Regions from separate parts of the Homo sapiens genome. Here region 2 is linked to region 1. The links are chromatin loops, found by intact Hi-C in ENCODE. Cell type or tissue: gastrocnemius medialis. All regions are shown on one strand.

Region 1 (2,500 bases):
ATCCCCGGAACTCAAGTGGTCTTCCCGCCTCGGCCTCTCAAAGTATAGGATTACAGGTGGGTATGAGCCACTGCACCCAGCTGACACTTCCACCCTTGTACTGCCTCCACTGGCCAACAACGGTTGCCAGTGGTGAGGAAATGTGGTGCCTAAACTTCACCTGATCCTCATGCAGAAAAAATATAAACGAGAAGCCCATGCTTGCAACATAATGAGGAAAACAGCATGTTCTAGATGGAAAATTTGATGACAAAAGTTTAGTAGGAAGAAGATGAGATATCGTGTCATGTCAAATGAAATCAAACCAATAAAGCTGGTTAAGTTAGCTTTCCAGGTGTCCCTGAACACCTCTGAGAGGAGGAGATATTCCTCTGGTGCTGCTTCACTTAGCTCGCAGGTTTAAATGTCCTACAGGCTTTACATATACAAACCGATTTGGCCATTTCAACAACCCTATATGGTAGGAGGTATGATTACCACTATTCCGCACGTGAGGAACCTGAGGCACAGAGAAGATGAGTAACATGCCCAAGGTCACGGTGCTTGTAAGTGACAGAGCTTGGACTGGAACCCAAAGCACCAGAGTCCAGGCTCTCAACCACTATACTATACCGCCTCTCCCTGTAGTGTGATGGAGCGGCCCAAGATGGAATAGGGCGGAGTCCCCACAGTTTGGGACAGTTAAAACTGTGTTGTAACCTAGGGAAAGTAAGGCTCCACTGCCCTGCGGGATGTCAGGATGACGCCACCCCCATGGCGCTCCCTCATCAAACTCCTAGGGAACGAAGCCCCTCCTCACTGCCCCACAGACCAGCCCCGGTCAGCCCGAGGGCCCAGCGTGGTTGGAGGGTCCAGCTGCCTTCCCTGTCTGCACGTCCACACCCCCTCCCCCTGGGCAGCCCTGACGACCCGTGTCCAGTGTCCCAGAGGCCATGGCCCCAGGGCTCCCTGCGAAACAAGCTCAAGCCGCAGGGGCCCCGTTCGGCCCCTCGCGGGACCGCGCTTCCTCCCGCCGGCGACGGTCCACGCGCGGTCACCCCAAAGCCACTCTGGCCGCGGCTTCAGACCTTACGCGGGGGAAGGGGCAGCCAGCTCCTCGGGCCCATTCGTGATCCTCGGGCGACCTCTGGCGGCCGGCACGGGCATGGCCTCAAGAGAATCCCCGCCGAGGCCGAGCTCGTCCCGGGCGGCCATTTCACTTTGTGGACGGTCGCATTTTCCCGGCGGGCACTGCGACCGAGTTCGGGGCTTCAAGAAATGGCGGCCTACGCAGGCGTACTCACTACGGGCGCGTGCTCGCCGAGGTGCACAGGCGCGCACGCGTCGCGTACGCTGGTGGCGAGCGCGCATTCGCGCAGGCGCACACGTCCTGTGCCCGCTACCCAGATTTCGGGGAAGGTGAGGGGTGTGGTTCTGTGCCATCCCTTTTTCTTTTCCGTCCCTGCTGTCTTCCCAAATAGATCGTCAAGGCTCTACAGCAAGGTTTGTCAACCTTAGCACTATTACCATTTTGAACCCCATAATTCTATGGTGTGTGTTGGGGGATGTGGGGCAGCATCCCAGATCTCTGCATATAAGAAGCCAGTAGTGTCTCCCACTCCCAGTTTTGACAACCAAAAATGGCTCCAGACATTGTATCGTAGCAGGCTGGAAGCTTTGGGAGATGCCCCTGGGTCAGAACCACTACCTGAGAACGATGGTTCTCGACCTAGCCTGGAAGGAGAACAAACTGGGGAGCTTTGAAAAAGACACATGATGGAGACCCACCCCAGAAAAATAAAATCCAAATCTCTACCTGGGACTTCGGGAAGTTTTTGTTGTGTTGTAAACCAAAAATAAAATTCTAAGCTCCCCAGCTGAATGAATGGACACTTCTCTCAGCCAAGGGGACACAACGTGAAAAACTAGTTCAGGTCATGATGAGAAAGGGGAAGGTCAGACATGCCTCAATATATTCTCCTCCCTTTGGAATTCATGCCCAACTGACCAGTATTAACATTGAGAGAGATATTCAGACTGACAAAACAGACTCCTTGAAGCAATAATATGCCAAATTCCAACCTGACTCTAGTATAGCATCACATGACAGACAGCAGGTAATGAAAGAAATTGAAGTATTTTACACCAAAATATATTTTTTGACATATTTTGAAATGACCTGGCAAAGCTGTCTCTCCTGGGGGAAATTTACATTCTGTAGAGAATCTCCTTCCCTTTCCAGGACTTTTTCTGATCTGAGAGTCTAGCACCTTTTAAAGGTCTGAATAAGAAACATTGGCCATCTATTGCTTCTAAGGGCGGCCACTTATGAGACTTCACCTATATAAGAACTCTGGTCTCCACAACCCCTTATCTTAACCCAGGCACTCCTTTCTATTGATTCCAGGTCTTTAGAGAATAACAACTCTTTCAACCAATTGCCAATCAGAAAATCTCTGAATCCACCTATGACCTGGAACCCCACCCCCACCCCCACCCCCACCACACTCCCAGCTTTGAG
Region 2 (2,500 bases), 91 kb before region 1:
AGAATTCCCACATGGAGACAGGAAATTGCATGGTTTGAATTTCCTTCATGCAGCAAAGAAGGGAGCATGCAGGCTTTTTTGCCAACTTGCTCAGAGGTAAGTTACAATGGGAAAAGGAAAGGTCAGTTTCTAGGGAGAATAAAGACTGAGGCAGGTGCTTCTCCAAGCACTGCTGCTGCTCTGGGAAAGGGAGGATCTTAGTTACTTGAAAGTTAAACTTTAAAGTGGCCCGTGCTCTGCCTGGCCTTCAGTCAGGAAGGGGTTATATGCTAGAAGGAATATAAAGTACGGCCAAAAGACAAAACCACTGTGAAAAGAGATGACATTGGGCTTTCTCAGGTGCTTGGAACCCATGCCAGCACAGAAATTGCTTGACTTCGTATAAGCAGACCAGGAAGATACTGTGGACATAGACCAGACTGGGCAACAGAGCAAGACTGTGTCAAAAAAAAAAAAAATGACAATGGGAAAGTCACAACTGTGCTGTCACTCCCTGTGTAATAATTGAGCTTTCGTTGAATGATACTGAGGGCCTGTCCAGGCAGGAGTAAGAATGTTAGATTTCCAAATATACTGTTTGGGGTGCCATCACAAGCATCAAGGAGGCAGGAGATGGTATACCATACTGGACAGTTTAGGAGACATTTTGAGTATCAAAATGCATCAGCCCCCCATCCTTCACCTTTGGACTCATGCCAGAGCAACAGAGCCAGCAGGCTTGCTAACTGTTGACAGAAGGAGCACATCACAAACTGGAAGCGGTAGAGTGTAATGAAAGCAGCACGGGTCCCAGAATTAAGAAGTCTGGTTCTGCAATTTTGTAACCAGAGCAGTTCCCACCAATCTCTTGTCCTTGGTTTCTACCTTTAAACAAAGAGAGACTTCATGATCTCTGGGGCTAGGGAAAGTAAGGCTCCACTGCCCTGCAGGATGTCAGGATGACGCCACCCCCATGGCGCTCCCTCATCAAACTCCTAGGGAACAAAGTCCCTCCTCACTGAGCCCCACAGACGAGCCCCGGTCAGCCCAAGGGCCCAGCATGGTTGGAGGGTCCAGCTGCCCTCCCTGTCTGCACGTCCACACCCCCTTACCCTGGACAGCCCTGACGACCGTTGTCTGGTGTCCCAGAGCCATGGCCGCCAGGGCTCCCTGCGAAACAAGCTCAGGCCACAGGAGCCCCGTTCGGCCCCCGCGGGACCGCGCTCCCTCCCGCCGGCGACGGTCCACGCGCGGTCACCCCAAGGCCACTCTGGCCACGGCTGCAGACCTTGAGCGTGGGAAGGGGCAGCCAGCTCCTCGGGCCCATTCGTGATCCTCGGGCGTCCTCTGGCGGCCAGAGCGGGCGTGACCTCAGGAGAATCCCCGCCGAGGCCGAACTCGCCCCGATGGCCGTTTCGCTTTGTGGACGGTCGCATTTTCCCAGCGGGCACTGCGACCGACTGTGACTGTGGTTCCGGGTATGGTGGTTGCACGCCTGTGGTCCCAGCTAGTCGGGAGGCTGAGGCGGGAGAATCGCTTGAGCCCAGGAGGTCGGGGTTGCAGTGAGCTATGACAGCGCCACTACACTCCACCCTGGGCAACAGAGCGAGACCATTTCTCAAAAAGAATAAAATGACAACCGGAAATATACGACCGTGCTGTCGCGGCTGCAGGAAATGGCGGCGTGCCCAGGCGCACTCATGACGGCTGCGTGCTCGTCAAGGTGCACAGGCGCGCACGCGTAGCGTACACTGGTGAAAGTTGCGCATTTGGACAGGCGACACGTCCTGCGCCCGCTACCCAGACTCTGGGGAAGGCAAGGGGTGCCGCTCTGTTCTACTCCTTTTCCTTATCCATCTCTTCTGTCTTTCCAAAGAGATGGTGAAAGCTCCACACACAGGATAAACATGAGGAACTGAGGAACAGTTAAAAAGATGTCTATGCTAGAGCTTCAACCCAGGCCTCCGCCCCAGCCTGCTGTCCCCTGCCTGCCCTTCCACGTCTTATGCACTTCGTTCTGGGAGCCTCCATGCATGCCCTGGGGAGCAAGCCACACATTGCCCTCGCACGGCAGTGTTCCGTCAACTGGCACCATCCAGCATGTTCAGCTTGGTTTCTTTCCTCATCCTCATAAGCCACTGACTCTGGGTTGGAACCACCATCGCAGTTAGGTCATTCTCTACAATCGCTGGCCTACTATGCCCTGACCGTATCCCAGTGAGCACAATAGGGTCAGAATTCCAGGCCACTGTTGTCCCCCAACTTCCATTTTATCCCAAAGAGACCTTTCCCACTAGTTTCCCACAGCAGAGGCGAGACCGGCTGGAAAATGGAATGAAATTTATTGAAGAGAAACGTGTACCGAAATCACTGAAAAGAAGGGAACCACAACACAGAGAGAAACTGCAAACAGCCACTACAGGACACAGGTCCTAGGATCCCTCCTCCTGGGGTTCCTGGCAAGGCGCCTCGTCTACCCCCGTCCTGCTGCCGACCCCACTGCTACCTCCCTCCTTCCCGA

Evidence for each region. Hi-C counts contacts between places; a loop is a spot of excess contacts. Peaks named below come from ENCODE experiments on the same cell type or tissue, not always from the same donor. Only the 100,000 strongest peaks of a DNase experiment are listed, where the experiment ranks them.
Region 2: it touches region 1 in a loop (4-fold over the local background); 14 of 110 quality-filtered maps call a loop at or near these places.

What each region holds. Positions count from the first base shown.
Region 1 is chrX:152,940,403-152,942,902 of GRCh38, reverse strand. The region is part of intron 17 of ZNF185 (zinc finger protein 185 with LIM domain); the gene reads right to left. It overlaps LOC105373372 (a long non-coding RNA gene), which reads left to right and starts at 1,330. Exons shown (of 3, transcript XR_007068369.1): 1 at 1,330-1,482. RefSeq lists enhancers at 1,248-1,337, 1,388-1,437. In gastrocnemius medialis, a CTCF peak has its summit at 1,135 (motif pointing left); a DNase peak (open chromatin) is centred at 1,202; H3K4me3 peaks cover 1,508 bases; H3K27ac peaks cover 1,262 bases.
Region 2 is chrX:153,031,653-153,034,152 of GRCh38, reverse strand. No RefSeq gene overlaps it. Among named protein-coding and RNA genes, the nearest start is that of PNMA3, 24 kb to the left of the region's middle. In gastrocnemius medialis, a CTCF peak has its summit at 1,313 (motif pointing left); a DNase peak (open chromatin) is centred at 1,362; H3K4me3 peaks cover 781 bases.